2 separate regions of the Mus musculus genome follow, and region 1 is linked to region 2. Evidence: chromatin loops called from intact Hi-C (ENCODE). Cell type or tissue: heart. All regions are shown on one strand. Links, peaks and the distances in the headings refer to the core of each region. The heading gives the core; the rest is flanking DNA.

The links. A loop is a pair of places that touch in the nucleus more often than their neighbours do. Peaks named below come from ENCODE experiments on the same cell type or tissue, not always from the same donor. Only the 100,000 strongest peaks of a DNase experiment are listed, where the experiment ranks them.
Region 1: it touches region 2 in a loop (5-fold over the local background); 10 of 42 quality-filtered maps call a loop at or near these places.

What each region holds. Positions count from the first base shown.
Region 1 is chr17:35,928,406-35,938,642 of GRCm38, reverse strand. It overlaps Ppp1r10 (protein phosphatase 1, regulatory subunit 10), which reads right to left. Exons shown (of 19, transcript NM_001163818.1): 12 at 10,082-10,237; 13 at 9,745-9,991; 14 at 9,359-9,422; 15 at 9,057-9,251; 16 at 8,795-8,870; 17 at 8,479-8,592; 18 at 7,752-8,351; 19 at 6,360-7,494. The coding sequence ends at 7,385. It also overlaps the pseudogene Rbx1-ps. Among named protein-coding and RNA genes, the nearest start is that of Mir1894, 16 kb to the right of the region's middle. In heart, for the core only: a CTCF peak has its summit at 4,198; no DNase peak of the experiment used is centred there.
Region 2 is chr17:36,190,706-36,200,942 of GRCm38, reverse strand. It overlaps the pseudogene Gm4246. Among named protein-coding and RNA genes, the nearest start is that of H2-T3, 5.7 kb to the right of the region's middle. In heart, for the core only: a CTCF peak has its summit at 7,189 (motif pointing right); no DNase peak of the experiment used is centred there; H3K27me3 peaks cover 5,735 bases.

The DNA of each region.
Region 1 (10,237 bases), core at 1,138-9,137, 260 kb after region 2:
ACATGTGCCACCACTGCCCAACTACCCAGCTTTTTTTAATTTAAAAATTTCTCATTTTGGGTGCTGGCAAGATGGCTCAGAGGGTAAGAGCACTGACTGCTCTTCTGAAGGTCCTGAGTTCAAATCCCATCAACCACATGATGGCTCACAACCACCCTTAGTGAGATCTAATGCCCTTTTCTGTGGTGTCTGAAGACAGCTACAGTGCACTTAATGTAAAATAATGATAAATAAATCTTTACCTTTAGTCCCAGCACTTGGGAGGCAGAGGCAGGAGGATTTCTGAGTTTGAGGCCAGCCTGGTCTACAAAGTGAGTTCCAGGACAGCCAGGGCTATACAGAGAAACCCTGTCTCAAAAAACCTAAATAAATAAATAAATAAATAAAATATATATTTTTTTAATTCCCATTTTTGTTTATGTATCTGTATGTATGCACACGGGGGGAAGGTGCAAAGGCCAAAGAGGGCTTCAGATTCTCTATAGCTGTGAGCCATCTAATATGGGTGCTGAGAACTGATCTAGTCCTGTGAAAGAGAAGCAGGCACTCAACTCTGAGCTTCCTCAAAAGTTAAAACATAGGGAAAACATTGAGCTCTCTGTAAAGGGTCTTCTGCTTGTTGGAGACAAGAAAAAAGTTGAAGTGATGGGAGTCTTGAAGAAGTTAAGGAAAGCTGTGACCACAGGCAGTTTGGTCTCCCACAAGGTGGGCCTGTGTGTTTGTGAGGGCTGGATGGTTGCTGCCCCCATGTGGTCACTATTAGGAATAACAATGTCAAGATACCTGCAAACCCCTTAGATGGTTCTGGTGAACTTCACCCAGTCAGGGCCATCATCCCCTAGCTGCTTCCATCTTAGTTTGTGGAAAACCTTTTGGGGTGCCGCTTGGCAGGAGTATGACATTGGCCAAGGACAAGGAAGTAAGAATCTGTTTTTAGGGTAGAACAAAGAAGTAGGCTCAGATATCTTGATCATCCTTAGAAACAGCATCACCGGAGTGATCATGGGGCTTTGTGCTTATTGTCTTGCTTGTTCCTTGACTATTGTTGTTGTTAGTTCCTTTTGTACTGCTCGCCTTTAATACTTGCATGTAATTAAAATGGCATAAAAAGCAGATTGGGAAAATTAAATTTGCCTTCAGTCTCAGAATGGACTGAGGTCATGCGACAATGTTGTCTGTCTTTTTTCTTTTTAATCCTCACTCCTGCAGTAGAGAACCTGTTGACTGACTGAGCGAGCTTGGTCAGGTGGCTCCCCAACGTTGGAGCTCCAGTAAGCGGGATACAGTGATGGACATCGCAGAAACTGGAAGCACGTGCCAAAGAAAGTAAAGAGGATTTGGGCCAGCGGTGAATAAACCTTGTAGAAGGCCAGAGTAAAGGTAAAATATGTTTTGTGGGACTGGAGAGATGGCTCAGTGGTTAAGAGCTCCGACTGCTCTTCCAGAGGTCCTGAGTTCAAACCCAGCAACCACATGGTGGCTCACAACCATCTGTAATTAAATCAGACGCCCTCTTCTGGGGCTGTCTGAAGACAGCTACAGTGTACTTACATATATTAAATAAATTAATTTTAAAAATGTGATTTGTGTATGTGTTTAGAGCTATGCTAAAATCTAGAGAAGAGAAGGTAATTCTTATAGGTGCTTTCAGCCTTTGGACCCTGACTAGAGCTAGTTTACACCTGAGACACGAGAGACCGGGTTTGAGAAAAGCAGTCCTCTCCGACTATCTGGGGACGATTTGGCAAAAGAGAAGGAAAATGAACGTAAGCTGTTTCAGAACTCTTCGAGGGACAAGAGGAGGTCGGGAGACCTCCTGCCCCCTGAGACCGGGTTTGAGAAAAGCAGTCCTCTCCGACTATCTGGGGACGATTTGGCAAAAGAGAAGGAAAATGAACGTAAGCTGTTTCAGAACTCTTCGAGGGACAAGAGGAGGTCGGGAGACCTCCTGCCCCCTCTCTGGCTCCTACCGGAGGAATGCTTGGTTCTGGGTCTCTTAGGTAGGACATCTGGGTCCATTTAGGACATCTAATTCTCTTCCCTCTCTGTCTATTGTCTGTCCTTGGCGTGCCAGTCCATCCAAACTGACTGTTTTATGTTAAATCTGTTTTCCTTTTATGGCTTGATTGTTTGTTGTTCCGTGTTTCATGTTCAAAAGAAAAAATGGTTAAAACTTTATCTGCTGTCTATTCAGCCCTTGAGTTAGTTTTAATTCACTTCAAAAAGAAAGAGAAAAAAACAAAAAAACAAAAAACAAAAAACCAAAACAGTCTCAGTTGCCTTTTGGAGCCCTGCACCTGTAGTTAGGAGTCTTGCACAGCTGGAGAAGCCCTGCCAGGGGCTTCTCTGAAAAGCTGGTCTTAAAGGGGCCAGCAGCCTCTCAGGTTCTATGGTAAGGAAACTGGAATAATCTGTGGCTATTATTGTGACTAATTATTGGTTTCAACAGGTGTCAAGGTGCTCCTCTCCTGAAATTACAGCTAGAAAAATTAAGGATTTTATCTGGTTTAAATAAGTAAATGTATGTAGCCATTTCATTTTTGTTTCTGACCGGTTTTAAAATATAAATATGTTCTACATGTCTTGATTATAGATTATTGGCTTATAAGTTATTGAGTATGATTAGAAATTTGTAACAAAGTGAGCTGGTGCGCAGGCGCAGTGGTCACACGACAGACTGTGTGTTTCCAAAATGGCGGCGGCGATGGATGTGGATACCCCCAGCGGCACCAACAGCGGCGCGGGCAAGAAGCGCTTTGAAGTTAAAAAGTGGAATGCTGTGGCCCTCTGGGCCTGGAACATTGTGGTTGATAACTGTGCCATCTGCAGGAACCACATTATGGATCTTTGTATCGAATGTCAGGCCAACCAGGCGTCAGCTACTTCCGAAGAGTGTACGGTTGCATGGGGAGTCTGCAACCATGCTTTTCATTTCCACTGCATCTCTCGATGGCTCAAAAAGAGGCAGGTGTGTCCGTTGGACAACAGAGAGTGGGAGTTCCAGAAGTATGGGCATTAGGAAAGACTCTCCTGCAAGGCGTACCCATCTGTTACTCGTCTAGTGACTTCCTGTTAATTATACATTAGATAGAACCATGGTCCTTTTTCGTTCCTTTGTTTTTGGAATTTGGTGTTCCCGCAGCCATATTGTATTTTGTGTCAAATAAAGCCTTTAAGTTGGGGAAAGAAAAGCAAAGCAAAGCAAAGCGGAAGGGGAAGGGGAAGGGGAAGGGGAAGGGGAAGGGGAAGGGGAAAGGGAAAGGAAAGGAAAGGAAAAACATTGGTAACAGAAAGTTGACTTAAAACTGGTAACCCGGTTGGAGAAATTCAGACAACAGGTGTCATGAGCCAACCCAGGGAAACAGGTCTCTAAAGATATGCCTAAACCGGGCGTGGTGGCTCAAGCCTTTAATCCCAGCACTCAGGAGGCAGAGGCAGGCGGATTTCTGAGTTCAAGGCCAGCCTGGTCTACAGAGTGAGTTCCAGGACAGCCAGGGCTACACAGAGAAACCCTGTCTTGAAACCCCACCCCACCCCCCCAAAATACGCCTAAATTGGATAATACTCTATGTAATTCTTATCCTAGAAACCAGACTTATAAAAGGTAGGATTTTGGGCAGTGTCTGTCTCTTGGAGGTATTGGAGGCTGCACCGTCTTGTGTTCGTGTGCAGGAATGTTGTCGCATGGAGGTGCTTCACCAAACATTGTCACATGGAGGTGCTTCACCTGGTGATTTTGGAGAGAGTGGGTTGTTGGAGGCTGAGCTTTGCTTTTCAAAGTTCTTGTGTGCTCTGGGCCACCGTCTCAGAATGACCCAGGCTCCCTCACTGCAGTTCAAAAGTAGGGAGACACTTAAACACTTTGTAATGTGGAAGTAATGCTTTTGGTGTTAATTTTAAAGAAACAGATTATTTACACTATTAAAATTAGGTTTTGCTTCCCCAAATTGTGGTTGTGCTCTGGTGTTACAAGAGAAACTTAAAATTCGAGCACAGGCTCAGGATTCTTACTCACACATATTTGTAACGAAGAAAAAAATTTGGGGCTGGAGAGCACTGACTGCACTTCCCAAGGTCCTGAGTTCAATCAAATCCCAGCAACCATAGGGTGGCTCACAACCATCTGTAATAAGATCGGATGCCCTCTTCTGGTGCATCTGAAGACAGCTACAGTGCACTTAGATATAGTGATAAATAAAATCTTAAAAAAAGAAAATGTGGCAGGTGGGGATTGTTGCAGGGTTTGTGAGTGTTAGGGGCATTGCAGTCTGGCCTGCCTACTCCACACAGAATTATGATGGATTGGGAGGATTGCTCTTTATTCCTGTGCATCCTGATGATGTAAAGGGTTTGCTTTTAGTGAGCTTGCTTGTAATTTTAAAGAACCCATTAAGCAATATCATTGCAAAGTTTTGCCTCAAGGAATGGCTAATAGCCCTACATTATATAAAAATTTTTATTACTGCTTCAATACAAAAAGTTAGGACTTGGGCTGGAGAGATGGCTCAGTGGTTAAGAGCACTGACTGCTCCTCTGAAGGTCCTGAATTCAAATCCCAGCAACCACATGGTGGCTCACAACCATCCGTAATGAGATCTGATGCCCTCTTCTCTGGGGTGTCTGAAGACAACTACAGTGTACTCACATATAATAAACAAACAAACAAACAAATAAATCTTTAAAAACGTATAGCACGTAAGCAAGGAACCCACTCATTAATTATCAAGTACTATGTACTATATATAACCATATATATATTGTAATAAGAAGTTAGGATTTTGAATCTTCCAGTGTATATTATTGATTATATGGATGTTTTATTAGCTGATCCCTCTGATGGAATTTTACTACAAGGCTTTGCTCTTATACAATGAGTTTTAAAATTTTGGAGTAGTTGTTGCTCCAGAAAAGATTCAAAGGCAAATTCTTTTTTCAATATTTGGAACAGAAGTTATATCCTAAACAAATTGTAGCACAGAAAATTCAAGTAAGAAAAGAGAATTGAATTTTACTCTAAATGATGTTAGAAGATATTAATTGGCTAAGACTTCACCTTTAGCAAAAGGAACCATTAATGTGGATTCATCTTTCTTTATCTCCAAAGAAATACACGAATAATTGTGCCACTATGCCGGGTTTAACAGTTGTTTTTCTATACTGGGTGTTTCCAGTCAGATTAAAACAGATAATGGAGCTGGGCAGTGGTGGCACACGCCTTTAATCCCAGCATTTGGGAGGCAGAGGCAGGCAGATTTCTGAGTTCGAGGCCAGCCTGGTCTACAAAGTGAGTTTCAGGACAGCCAGAGCTATACAGAGGAACCCTGCCTCGAAAAACAAAACAAAACAAAAAAAACAACAACAAAAAAATTAACATTACTCATACTACTGGGATTCTTTACAATCCTCAAGGACAAGGCATTGTGGAACGGGCCCATGGAACTTTAAAACAATATCTTCATAAAATAAAAATAGGGGAGTTATACCCCCCAAACCACAAAACATTTTAAATCATGTTTTTTATCTTAAATTTTTTAAATTTGTTAATTCCAGAACTCGGGAAGCAGAGGCAGGCGAATTTCTGAGTTTGAGGCCAGCCTGGTCTACAGAGTGAGTTCCAGGACAGCCAGAGCTACACAGAGAAACCCTGTCTCAAAAAACAAAATTAAATTTGGATGTGCATGGACATTCAGCAGCTGAGCAATTTTGGCATCCTCACACTTCCACTATGTATGCTTTAGTGTAGTGGAAGGATCCTATGACAGGCAAATGGCATGGACCTGACCCTGTACTTGGGGCTCATTGGTTGCCAGAAAGGCAGGTATAACAAATGGAACAACTCCATGCTCCTGCCGATTCCCCTACTGATGGTGACGATCCCTGCACACAGTGAAGTCCACTGGGCCTATGTTCCTGACCCGCCACTGATCCATCCAGCAGTGTGGACAACACCAGAGATTCTCGTGACCAGTAATAACACTCAACTTCTTGGACCCCCTTGGACAAGGGAGTCAATTTATAATAAGACTGTGACTTTCAATGCATTGGGTGATGGGATCCCTGTTTGCTTTGTGAAGAATAGTACAAATGATGGGTGCATTTCAGTATTTCTTCAAAGTTGGAAGAAAAAGGTTTCACAAACTGTAACTCAGATCATAAACATAGGCATGCCAAAACAGGGATTTATTTGCCCCTGACCCTTGTGAGCTAGCCAGCACACAATGTCCTGAGAACTGGAGTTCTCACTTGAGGTCTGGGAATTGAACCCCAGGCCTCTGCAACTGCTCCAACCAGCAGAGCCACCAAGCAGGCTCTACAGCCCTAGCTTTTCTTTTACTAAAAGAAGTGAAACATACCAGGGGTTAAATGAGCTGCTTCTCTTTCCACTGTTTATTATTAATGTACAAAATATACAAAACCAAAAGAAAAACTCCTCAAATCCATTGTGGTTCTAACCCAAGACCCTTCACAAAACCAACCCACTGTTTTCATAGAAAACAACTGATGCCAAGACAAGGGGAGGAGACGACTGGGAAGGGCCCCTACTGCTGAGTCTGCCCAGGAAGCCTCAGACAGGGCTCCTCATGGGGTAAGGAAGGAGCAGGCCCACTCCCAAAGGCAGTGCATGTAGTGTTTCAGGCCCGCTGTACCCGGCTAAAGTTAATGAAAGCTGGTCTCACGGAGTCTCTAATACCGCTGTAGGCAGGAGTGGCCCAACACTACAGGATGCCCCTCTGCCAGATAACAACTTCCTTGGATACAGATGTGAACGTGCCATCACTGAACCTAGCAGACCCACGATGACCTGGGAAGTAACAGTTGCAGTCTTTCTTGAGAAAGGACTCAACAGTGACTGGCCCATGTGGGGCACAAGTGGGGGTGGTTCCAGAACTCAGCTTCAGCCAGCTTGAGCCCTCAGTGCAGTGCAGTGCAGTGCAGTGGGATAGATGGTACCCCTCACCACCCCCTCGCCCTGTGAGGATAATGAGCTTAGCTTAGATGGTTTCCTAAGTGCAGCTGACCCACTTAGTTCTGTGTGCATGTGGAGAGCAGAGGTCTCCAGAGTGACCAGCTTTAGGTTCTCAGGCAGCGGGGCTAATACTGGAAAGGGTTTGGGGCACAGGGCAAATCTCCTCACAGAGTGAAGCCAGCCGTCTCAGCAGTCCAGCATCTAGAGTGTGTCCAGTCTCTCTCCTCTCCAGACTGGAGGGGACTATGTACATCAATGCACACCAGGAATCAGAAACCCCCAGAAACCCAACCAGGTGGGAACTGAGGGGGCCGGCTCCTCATCAGCTGGGGAAAAGGACAGTGGGCCTCACAGAAGCCATAACCAAGTGGAAGGAGCAAGGCTGCAGTCCACAGGGGTGCGGGTAGGGCAGGCAGGCTAGGGCAGTGGGGGCCCATTGACCCCTGGGTGGTAGAAGGCACAGTTGTTCTCATAGCGGCAGTTGCCCTTCATCATGAAGTGTCGGCAGACAGGGCGGTTTGACATGTCTGTGGGAACAATGGCAGAATGGTTACAAACACCTAAGAGATCACCATCACCATCGTACCCCAATCCAGAGCAATGGGGCCAAGTGTTCAGAGATACACAGTATTGGGGGGTTGATGTGAAGATGGAGGTGGTTACTGCCTTCCTTGTATATAGAGAGCCTTAAGGAGATGGAGCCACAACTTGTCCTTTGCACCTCCCCCCTCTGCCCCACAGATATGTTGAGGTCCTGCATGTGGGACCTCGGGCATGTCCTCACCTCCTCCATGACTGTGGCCTCCATCATGCCCTCGGTGGCCGCCTCCCCCATGGCCATCATGACCACGGTGTTCATGAGGTGGTGGCCCTCGATGGTCGTGGCCTCGATGGCTAGGGACATCATGTGGTCGGTGTCCATGGGGTCCTCCGTGTCCAGGGCCTTCATGGGAACGATGTCCACCACTTCCACCCATGTTCCCTCCAGGGCCATCATGAGAACGATGTCCACTGCCCATGTTCCCTCCAGGGCCATCATGGGAACGATGTCCACTGCCCATGCTCCCTCCAGGGCCTTCATGGGGGCGGTGCCCACCACCTCCAACCATGCCTCCTCCACCAGGACCCCCTCGGCCATTTGGTGGTCCTCCTCCGGAACGACCTCCTCTGGCTCCTCGGAATGGAGGTGGTGGCGGTGGCTCATTTCCTCCTCGACCCCCTCGGCCTCTGTGGTATGGTCCGGGAGCAGGTCCTGGACCCCCACGCATTGGGCCACCTCGCATTGGATCACCTGGGCCATCCCAGAATGGATCACCTCCCCGAGAAGGTGGTGGGGGACCTAAGAGACGTGGACCCACTGGTCCACCAGGGCCTCCATGGGGACCTGTTAGAGAAAAAGAAAAAAAAAGTCAGTTGTCCGTTATACTCTAGCACTGCTGTTTCCTAAGCTGAGTCCTAGCTGTTGCCAGGCTGAAATGAAGCCATAACCCCACTCATTCCTTCTCACGTACCTGGCATGGGCCCTCCAGGACCAGGGGGGAAATGCTGCATACCCTTCGGGCCCCCAGGGCCTCCTGGTGGAAAGCCATTGGCCACAGGACCAGGACCTAGGAGCCCATGAGGCACTGTAAATGAAACAGGAGTAAACCAATCAGGAGGCAAAGTCTACAAGTATTGCATGGCTTCCCACTAGTGTGCCCAACTATCCTCAGATCCACATGGCAGAGCCCTGCTCTTTCCTGTTGTCCCCTCCCATGGCTTGCCCAGTGGCTGGCTCTGAGGATTACCCAGCATCCTCCCCAGCCCTGGGGCTGCTCCCAGGATTACCCAGCATCTGCTTGAGCTTGTCTGAGTAGTCAGGCTGCTTCAGCAGCTCCTCTGAAGGGTGGCTGTTTGGACTGCCCTGTGAGCAAGAGAAACCACAGGTGAGAGAGTCAGCAACAACTTAGCATGTAAATGCAAGACAGGAACTGGGATAAGCCAGGCACAGGGTGCAGGATGTCCCTGGCCAGCCTGGGCTACACAGTGAGCCTCTCTCACAAAATTGAAATCCAACAAGACTGAAGAGAATGTGGGGAGTGTCACGTACCATTATGGAAGTGAGGATCTCCTGAACATTGATGCCGCCTCCTCCAGGGCCCTGGGGGCTCTTTCCAGCTCCCATGCTTCCCATAAGATTGGCCAGAACTGGAGGCAGCTTGGAGCCTCCTGCTCCATCAGGTGAGCCACCAGACCCTCCAGGCTCCAGGGTCTCGACATATGGAGTCTCATCCATGGCACATTCCTAAGCACGGACGAGTACAAATCAGGGTTGTAGAAAACAGCACAGCAGCATCCTCCCATGAGCGCCCACCACTGCTTCCCACCCACAACAGTGTGACAGCCACTTACCTCATCCAAGGGGATGAGTTTTGGGGGAATGGGTTCATATGGCTCAGGATCAGGTTCATGTGGACTGTCGCAAACACCGCAGGTGAAGGAGAAAGAAGAGAACAGGGGACCATAATCACATTAATTTAGTACCCTCAAGATGGTGTTTTCTTTCTCTTTTTCTTTTTTTGTTTGACACAGGTTTCTCTGTCTACAATTCTGGCTGTCCTGAAACTTACTTTGTAGATCATGCTGGCTTTGAACTCACAACAGACTCGCCTGCCTCTGCCTCTGCCTCTGGAATGCTGGCATTAAAGGCATTCAACACTGTGCCTGGCTGCCCCCCTAGGCTCTCTGTGGTGCTTTCCTGTTTCCCCACCACACAGGCACTGCACACCTCTCCTCACCTCTCCTTGTTCAGGAAGAGTTCCTGAAGGATGCCCTTCTCCCGCTCTGCCTGGATGTATCGCTCCTGGCTGTTGCTTCCAGGGATGACAAGAGGTGAGGGCAGAACCAGAGGCCTGGGACACACCCAAGGCACTTTCTCCTCCATATTGTCATGGCTTAGTCGCCGAGCTGTCTCGAAAGCATGTCGGTCAGACAGTATCTCACGCTTAGCAGCCTCCCCGAAGTCTTTGATCTTGTTCACATTCACTGCAGGGGAGGCAGAAGGCAAAAGGACAAGTAAGTGAGACTGCCCCTGCTCAGACTCCAACCCTGGCTTGCAGAGAATTGGCATCTTACCTCGCTCAGTTTCGTCCAGTTCAAAGTAGAAATACTCTCTCAGCTTGCCCTCCTCAGGCCAAGTCACAGTTTTCCTCTTTCTGCCCTTGCGAGTCAGCTGGTTGGGATCTCCAGGGCTGTCCACAGGCTTTGCATCCAGAGCTCCTGGCTCTGAAG
Region 2 (10,237 bases), core at 2,205-10,204:
AAAAAAAAAAAAAAAAAAACTTAGTGGGTTGAGAGATGGCTCAGTGGTTAAGAGGTTAATAGCACTGGCTACTCTTCCAGAGGTCCTGAGTTCAATTCTCAGCAACCCCTTCCTGGCCCACACCCATCTGTAATAGGATCAGGTGCCTTCTGCTGGTGAGTCTGAAGACAGCTACAGTGTACTCATTAAATAAATAAATAAATAAAAGCCTTTAATCCCAGCACTTCAGAGGCAGAGGCAGGCAGACTTCTGAATTTGAGGCCAGCCTGGTCTACAGAGTGAGTTCCAGGACAGCCAGGGCTATACAGAGAAACCCTGTCTGGTGGGTGGGGGGAACCTCATTTTGAAGATCCTTTTGAGAAAACCTGAGGAACCTGTATCATCTTTTGTTGTATTAGAAGTTACCTTTTTTAAAAAAAAATCCTTACAAAAAGAAGATCTCTAAATATCCATCTAACTCACAGGATGCTGAAGAAACATTGTATCTAGAGTGGGTTGTAAAAGTATCTTTTATTGTCTTGTTGTAATTGTTGTCTGGGAGACTTACTTCCTCAATCTGCTAAAATAGGGCTAGTCGTGTAAACCTCTGGCCTCCATGTAACCCAATCTAGGCTTAGAATGTTTTCAGCCTCTGAGACTAACTCACTATTGCTGGCTCTTTCTGAACTCTACCTGGCTGGATCAACTCAGCTGTTCAAGCTCAAAACTCCTCTCCCAGATGAAGTACTCAATCTGGATTTTCTCTCAGCTTCTGAATTGCGCTGCTTGGCTAACACGAACCCTGGCCATCTTTTCTAATCTTCTGACTCCTTCTGATTCTCTTGCTCTTGCTGGCTTTCCCTGTGTCTAGCTTGTTCTCTCTCCAATCTGACTCTGTAGAATTCTCCTGGTAACACTGCCTCCTTCTCCCTCTCTGTGCTGCTCCAGTCTCCCTCTCAACTCTACTGCCCTGCTCTCCAGGAACACCACTGTATCCTGTACTGCCCTCTCCTCCTCCTGTACTGTCTGACTCCCCCTTAAGTAGCTTCCCTTTATTCTCTCTTCCCCTGAGAGTTGGGCAGATCCTATTCAGTCAGATCTCTCTCCAGTTTGTCACCTTTTCTGCCACTCTATTACACATCACTTGCAAACAGGAGTGCTTCGTTCTACAACCTCACTCCACCTCCATTCTGTAGGATGAAAGATGTGTTCCATAATGCCTTGGATCTAGGCTTTTCTTTACCTGAAACTTGCTCTATACCAGCTGGCCTTAAACTCAGAGATCTGCTTGCCTCTGTCTCTTGGAATTGAAAGCATGTTTTTATTCCTGAAGGATCTAACAGACTTAGAAGGTCTTTGGATATGATCTCCTGCCAGAGCAGCCATGTTCTGAATTGAATTTTCTCTACAATGGGCTTTCACAGGTTTCAGACTCTGCTACCTCCAACCTCTTGGGTGTTCAGGGCCTGCTCACTCCCTTCCCCTGATGGAGGAAACTGGAGTGATGGACTGTGATCTGGGACTGGATAATTAGCATTTTACACATAGTTATTCTATATCTCTCCCTTCTTCCTATTCTACTTTGTCTTCTCTCTCTCTCTCTCTCTCTCTCTCCCTCTCCCTCTCCCTCTCCCTCTCCCTCTCCCTCTCCCTCTCCCTCTCCCTCTCCCTCTCCCTCTCCCTCTCCCTCTCCCTTTCCCTTTCCTTCTCTCCCTCTCTCCCTCTAAAGGTTGGCTTTAAGGAAGTAAGCTGCTATGTCTAGCTAGAGCAGTCTCAAGAGAGACATCTAGGTAAATAGGGACAGAGGACTGCTGGGGACAGAGAGCAATAACCTGAGGCCTTTCCAGCTGCCACATGAGGAAACCTTATCTCATGTGACCCCAGCTCTAGTGAAGCCTTGAAAAAACACAGCAAGAAGAAAACAGGACCTGAGAGAGCTCCTGAGCCAGGGTCACCAGGGACTCTTGATGTCACACACTGGGAAGTATCAGTGCTGTGCTGTCTCCAGATGCTGAGCTTGGCTGCTTTGCTTCAGTGCAGCAGATAACTGAGAAGAGCAGTTCTCCAACAATCTTCCTGGGGAGTTCCAAGTACTCGGAAAGCCACAGCTTTCATAGAAGAGAATTGTCCTATCTCCAATCTTCCCTAAGATACTCTAAGGCAACATTCTTATATTCTTATCATGGTATTTCAATTTTAAGTGTTAGGGCAAATTTTAGTCCCCAGGTGAGGTCAGGGGTGGGGAAGCCCAGGGTTGGGGATTCCCCATCTCCCCAGTTTCACTTCTGATCCTACCCTGTGTCAGGTCCTTCTGCCCAGATGCTGATATAGTGCTGGCAGGTCTTGCCCCAAAATGGTAGTGTGATCATGGGGAACCAACCAACCTTGCTGTGGTCACAGGTTATACACTCCATGCAGCCCGCCAGACTCAGATGCGCCCCGGCTCCCACAAGGGGGCGATGGCGCCCTGCATGCTGCTCCTGCTCCTGGCTGCCATCCTGGCTCAGACCCAGACCATGTGGGTGAGTGCTGGGTTGACAGGGAAATGGCCTCTGTGGGGAGGGTCCAAGGCAGCACCAGGGAAGCAGAGTCCCTGCTTCACCCTCCAGACCTTCTGCCCCCTCTCCACCTGTGTCCTGAGCCCCTCACCCTCCTCCCCTCTCAGCATGCTCACCCACCAAGGGTCCTAGGAGGAGTTCTGAGTGTCACCTTGCATCCCCCAGGCTCACACTCCCTGAGGTATTTCCACACTGAGATGGCCAGGCCAGGCCTCAGGGATCCCTGGTATATAGAGTAGTCAGCTATAAGAAAATCTGCTACATGGACGGCTAGGACATGGATACTCTGAGATATGAGCTGCGTGCATGGTGAAGGGAACAGGTGGGCCCGGATTGTTGAGAGATAGATATGCAAAGAGGGCTGAGGACAGCCAGGGAACCTTCAGGCTCTGTTTGGCTACTACATACAAAGTGAAGAGGCTAAGTTTCTGCGAGTCAGAAGCCAAGTCCCCAAGGGTTCTAAGGTTCTGCAGAAACGGAAACCATGAGGGGTCTCCCATTTATTTTAAGGAAGGACACGGGAGGGTGGGGCTGCTGATTGAGGTTGAACTTTGAGGACCTAGCCAAGCTCTCACAACATCCAAGCTAAGTCTGGCTGTGATGTGGATTGGAACAGGCACCTCCTTTGCAGGTATGAGCAGTTTGCCTAGGATTGCCACAATTACATCACACTGAACAACGATCTGAAAACAAGGACAGCGATGGACACAACACTCATCCTGGATGGCAGTACTCATCATCCAGAGAAAGTTGGTGGAGGCTGGTGAGGCAGAAAGATACAGGACCTACCTGAAGAGCCAGTGCATGGAATCACTCCTCAGACACTTGGAGCATAGGAAGGAGGAACTGAGGGGCACAGGTCTCAAGGGCAGCTTCTCACTCTGCCCTCAGCCTCTGGCTCAGTCCCAAGGAAAAAGAAGCCCTCAGTGTCTGAAAGTGAACAGCTCCAGGCCAAGCTGGGGCCCAGTTGTTTGTGGGCTTTTTCATGTGCAGGACTAAGCCTGGTCCTATTCAGAGACTGCTGGTATATTTCTTCTTTGGGGTCCCAGTGTGTGAAAGCCTGGAGCTCGGGATCCAGGGACACTGTCTAAGGTGGGTGGGAAAGGAGGCTCTGCCTGCTGCTGTGGGAGGAAAGTTGTAAGAAAAGCCACTGCACACCCCAGGATTAATCCCAGGATTGGGAGACAGAGGAAAATGATTCTCTAATGTCTAGCCCAGTATGGGCATAGTGAATTCAAGGGCAACCAGAGCTACATCGAAAGATTCTGTTTCAAGGAAACAAACAAAAAGCAAAAAACAACAAACAAAACAAAAACAAAAACTCCCAAACAACAACAACAATAGAAAACAAAACGCAAAAAAAACAAAACAAAAAAAAAAAAAAAAAAAAACCACGGAACTGCAATAATTTGCAGAGGTCTCCACAGCTCCACTTCTCTGAGGCTTCTGAAGTGACCTGAGTAGTACACATTGACATGTCAGGAGGGGACTGTCAGGGTGAGGGTGGCTGAGAAGGGGCTACAGTTAGGACGGAGGGGTAATTAATGGGCAGCTGCAAGGTAGGTGTACTGGCTAGTTTTGTGTCAACCTGACACAGCTGGAGTTATCACAGAGAAAGGAGCTTCAGTTGAGGAAATGCCTCCATGAGATCCAGCTGTAAGGCATTTTCCCAATTAGTGATCAAGGGGGAAAGGCCCCTGTGGGTGGGACCATCTCTGGGCTGGTAGTCTTGGTTCTTAAGAGAGCAGGATGAGTAAGCCAGTAAAGAGCATCCCTCCATGGCCTCTGCATCAGCTCCTGCTTCCTGACCTGCTTGAGTTCCAGTCCTGACTTCCTTGGTGATGAACAGCAGTATGGAAGTGTAAGCCCAATAAACCCCTTCCTCCCCAGCTTGCTTCCTGGTCATGATGTTTGTGCAGGAATAGAGACCCTGACTAAGACAGTAGGGCAACGAGGAAACCAAAACAGGCTGTAGCTTTCAGAAAGCTGGAAGCCAAGACTCTAAATGTCTTCACTGCAGAAATCACACCTGGGAGGAGATGTATAGGATTCCCATTCAGACCTTATACCGTGTACACAAGTGTTGGAGATATCACAGGGCAGCCCACAGATATGTATACAGGTGTGGAAGTATCACAGGGCAGCCCACAGATATGTATACAGGTGTGGAGATATCACAGGAAAGCCCACAGATATGTATACAGGTGTGGAGATATCACAGGAAAGCCCACAGATATGTATACAGGTGTGGAGATATCACAGGTTAGCCCACAGATAATTATACAGGTTGGAGATATCACAGGGTAGCCCACAGATATGTATACAGGTGTGGAGATATCACAGGAAAGCCCACAGATATGTATACAGGTTGGAACTATCACAGGATCACTTTCAAATATGAATACAGATGTGCAAATATCACAGGAAAGCCCATAAATATGGACAACTCTCTTTCATGCAACAGCTAAAAAAAGAACTTGAAAGCCTGGTATGTCTGTGCACATCTTTGATCCAGGGACTCAGGATACAGAGGCAGAACTGTGAGTTCAAGGCCAGCCTGGTCAACAAAGTAAGTCCAGGATAATCAGTGATGGCTACACCTAGAAAAACTGGCTCTAAACAAAACAAAACAAAAGATGTGTTCAGAGCAGAGAGCCTCATCAAAGAGCTTACTCTCTTCCAACAGAGCACACCAAATCCAGAGCCTCTTTGTCACTCCAGTCAGCCCATGCAAAGACACCAGCTCCTGATGTATTCACTGCAGGAAGAGAATGGTCAACCAGAGGGTGATCAGAGACCCAGGAGGTGACAGGTAGTGGTGACTCATGCCTTTAGTCGTAGCACTTGGAAGGCAGAGGTAAGCAGAACTCTCTGAGTTTGAGGCCAGCCTGGTCTACAAAGTGAGATCCAGGACAGCCAGGACACAAAGAAACCCTGTCTTGACACCCTTGGCTCCTGACCTTGGCTTCTTGCGGTCTGCTTACACCCTTGTCCTCCAGCACAGGCCTCTGGGCTTGGCTCTGGTGTTGGTTGGTTGTATTCTTACTTTGCCTACTCTTCCACCAGGGGATTGTTCTGCACGCACAGGCATGTGGGGCTTTCCTGGGCACACTCTGCTGAGCTTGCTTCCCTGGCCTGCTCCTGCCTCTCTAAAATGTTCTCTAACTGCGGTTCTGGGACTAGAAACCTAAGTGCGTGTGCATGCTTCTGCGCCACGGAGGGCTTTTGAGTAAGAGAGCAGGAGTCACTTTGTAGGGATGTAGTGCAGTTGCGACTTGGGTTCCTGGACATTTTCTGGTCCCTTGCTCCAGCCTAACAGGAGCCGAGGGTTTGGTGCAAGGTTTTCTAAAAGTTTGCAAACTGAGTATGGGGGACCTTGGAGAGAAAGCAACATTTACCATGCTCCTCAGAGATGCTAAGAAGAGTGGAGGTGCAGCCCTGGTGTGGTCTCCATAGGGACTGAAAAATGCAGAAGGACAGTGGCCCATTGGTGCCTTTACTTTATTTTGGTTTCAGCTCTGCAGCCCTGGTTGCTACCGGTGGGATTATTGGCTATGCGAAAGCAGGTAGTGTGCCATCCCTGGCTGCTGGACTCTCTTCTTTGGGGGCCTAGCAGGCCTGGGTGCCTACCAGCTGTCTCAGGATCCCAGGAATGTGTGGGTTTTCCTAGCTACATCTGGGACCTTGGCCGGCATTATGGGGATGAGAGTCTACAACTCTGGGAAATTTATGCCTGCAGGGTTAATCGCAGAAACCAGTTTGCTGATGGTTGCCAAAGCTGGAATTAGTCTGTTGAGTTCACCTCATCCATAACAGCCCTAACCCCATGTGGGCTCGTGAAGACTTGAAGCTCTCCAGACCTCCACATTGCAATGTTGAAGAGATAAGTGCAGCATATTTACATAGTCGGACATTTTTCAAAGACCCATCCTGAGCACACAGAGGCAAACATGTGCTGTTGCTGTGGTGGCCATTCAGAGCTGGCAAGCATCCGACCTCAGCTAAGGATGCCTTCAGTCAGCTTCATTCTGGAGTTATGATGCCTTGCCTTTCTGTACTCATAGATAAAGGGGTAAAATGTTGACTGTCAACACGGGGGCAGAGCTTTCTGTCCTGCCCAGAAGTGTGTGAAATCTCTTGGAGACATTGGTGATGTGGGATCTTTTGCACAGGTCTGCTATGAAATTATGTTACAGTGACATTATCAGTGAAAATAAAGTTTTATATTAAGAAAAGAAAAGAAAGGAAAAGAAAAGAAAAGAAGAGAAAAGAAAAGAAAAACCCTGTCTTAAATATTTAGACAAGACAGACACACAGACAGACAAGAAACCGGCAGGTGTCGGAGGCTCAGTGCAGAGAGGGGACCATCTTGGGTCCAGTGCCTTCCTTCCTACAAGTTCTCAAATTCACTGAGGCTCTTGGTGACTCACAGAGGCTGCACTTGCCTCCTAGGGTTGCGACACACTGAGCAAAGCATGGGGAGGCAGCTGGCATGGCATGTCCCGGCACTAGACACTTAGACCTGCAGGCCCCAGATTCGGATCCCTAGAGGAAGACTCTGTTTTAGTGATCCACCATGAAGCCATGGAGGAAAGATAAACTGGGTGCATGTGCTCTGGAGAGAATGAGATCCGCAAGCAAACAGAAGCACCAGCAGGTGGCGCTGTGAGCTCTGAGTTTGTGAACTCACTAGGAGGTGAGCTTGGTGCAGCCCTGGCAGGCCAACCAGCCACCCTGAAATGGAGATATTTGATGCAGTCAGAGCAGCCCACAGAGCTCTGAGGTTGAATTGGACAGAGACAAGCTTTGTCTCAAATGCTCTGGAGTTCTGTGCCTTCTCAGTGCAGCGATAACCCACCATAAAGGCAGCAGAGAGTAATCAGATAGAGCCATCAAAGTCACTGGCATCCTGCTCTTCCTCTCTCTTGAGGACTTATAACTCAGTCTCCCAGGGTGTTTGGGCAGATACCACCTGCATCTGATGCCTCAACTGCCACCTTACATACCAGATGCAGGAGCTGTCAAGGCAGTTACTCAAGGCCCTGAGAACCACACCTGCTGATGGGCTTCAGGTTGCCCTACATCTTCTGAACCAGCACCTCCTGGCCAGAGAGGACCAAGACCACTTAGCACTGCCAGCTACAAGAAGGACTTCAAAACAGCCACAAGTACAGTCTAGAGGACCTGAGGGTCTCCTACTGCCTGGTTTGCATAACCAGAGGACACTTCTCCCAGTTCCTTGGATTCAGTTTGCTGTAGACCTCGGTTACCTCGGTCTGTTCATCTGGTCAGAACCTGTACTAGCTCACCCTTGCTGGCTCTCAAGCCCTGGGTCCCTGCAATTTCACCAAGTGAAAAGAGATATGCCCAAGCCTCCCTGCCAGCACTGCAGACACATTTTGCTCCTACACAGATTCAAGAAAGCCTCCAGCCTGCAAATGTCCATGAACAGTCCACCTTGTGCTTTTGAGGTCTGCAGGATGCCTCGGTCTCACCAGGGTACCCAGCTGCAGGAGCTGGCTCTGCATACCCAGGAGCCCAGGAGTTTCTGATACCTGTAGCTGTCCCAGAAGAGGAAAAGAACTCAGAAGCTGACATCAAAGTTGAAAGCAGAGAGGACTTGCCCTCCTCTTCATCCTGGCTGTCCTCTGGGTGCCTCTGCTCATCTGACTCCCAGCTCTCGATGACCCCAGTTTCCAGGGTGAAGCCACAGCTTACTCTGGAGGCTGTGGACCATACTGCTGCCCTGAGCTACCTGGAGGCCTGGGAGTGAATGGTGCCCTGTTAGTGTGACTACAGTGACTTCCTGCTTGGCAGGTCTGCTGATTGTACAAATAAGGGCTGGTGTGGGAGCACGGTTATAGCCATTTCCCACCTTTGCAGACAGTCAGGGAAAGAAGCAGACAGTGCCTGAGACCTTAGTCACCTGAGCCCTGACCTTCATGTGGGTCAACACTGCTGCTTCCTGCACTTGTCAGGAATGCCACCCCACATTGCCTGGGTGTGCATCCCAACTCCCCAGGAGATGTCTCAATGCTCTCCTTAGCATTTCAAAGCAGTACTCTGAGGTCTGAGGTCTTGAGTGTGCATAGAAATCTGTGCAGTGAGTCAGAAACCAGAATCTAAAGGAGGGAGTTGACTCCAGATGTGGATATGGGTTCTGAGGGAGAATCCCAGACAGGCTGGCCTCAGACATCTATGCATTGATGGGAAGCACAGGGATGCCTGGAGAGGGTCAGAGAGTTTTCTGAGTGCATTGGAGGCAATAGACAAATCCATCCAGGAAAAGGAGAATCAAACTGAGCAGCAGCTGAAGCCATTATCTGACCTAGGATGGAGAGCCCAGAGGGGGAAAGAAAAAGCCATGTTCACAGACTCAAAGACAAAAGGAAGCAGGAAGGCTAGAAAAGGAGAGCAACTGGCTATGTTGATAGCGTGTGTGTGTGTGTGTGTGTGTGTGTGTGTGTGTGTGTGTGTGCTTGTGTTTTGATATGTGTGAGTGTGTGTTTGTTATTGTATGAGTGTGTGAGTTTGTATATGAGTGTGTATGTGAGTGAGTGTATGAATGTGTGTGTGAGTTTGTGTGTGTGAGAGAGTTTGTGTTTGTGATTGTGTGAGTGTGTGTGAATGTACGTCAGTTGGTGTTTGTGATTATGTGTGTGAAAGTATGTGAGTACGGGTTAGTGATCATGTAAGTTTGTGTGTGAGTGTGTTTGTGAGTGAGTGTGTGTGTGAGTGTGTGTGTTGTGTGTGTGAATGTTCTTGAGTGAGTTGTGAATGTGTTTGTGAATGTGTGTATGTGAGTGTGTGTATGTAAATGTGTATAAATGTGTGTGAGTGTGTGTGTATTTGTGAATATGTGTGTGTGTGAATGTGTGTCTGTGCCTGTGCTTGTATGAATGTCCATGCACTTATATAAGAAGAAGAAGACTGTTAGAGTTCTGGATGAATGGCCTTTAGTGTTAAAAGACCTCAGAAGAAATATTGGAGTATTTGGCTATTCTGGGGAACTTAGAGATCAGGACAATGATGAAAACATCTTCCCATTTCTCAGAAGACAATGCAGGCATGGGATGCACACAGTAACAAGGCCCCTGAGAGGTTGAAGAGAAGTTATGCTAACAAGGGAGGATGATGCAGCATGAAGGAAATATGAAGAAGCTGACAGTCTGGTGCTGCTGAGCAAGACTGTCATTTCCCCAGTGCAGGTGGAACCTGACGGGAGACTTTTAGGACCCTCTGTAGAACTAGCACAAGGCAGTTTGGACCTGTATTTTGTTGTTGTTGTTGTTTGTTTGTTTGTTTATGTATTTAGAACACAGATTCCTGAGCAGTCTGGCTTGGCAGTGTGAGCTAACCCTAAACCACTACAGGTGAACACAGACTCCTAGTCTCTGCTTGTGGGAAAAAGTGTGGTGCTTGCTGGTCAAAGCCTCCTGCTTTTTTTTTTTTTTAAACATATTTTTTCAATTAGATATTTTCTTCCTTTACATTTCAAATGCTATCCCAAAAGTCCCCTCTACCCTCCCCTCGCCCTGCTCCCCTACCCACTCACTCCCACTTCTTGGCCCTGGCTTTCCCCTGTACTGGGGCATATAAATTTTGCTAGACCAAGGGGCCTCTCTTCCCAATGATGGCTGACTAGGCCATCTTCTGCTACATATGCAGCTAGAGACATGAGTTCTGGGGGTACTGATTAG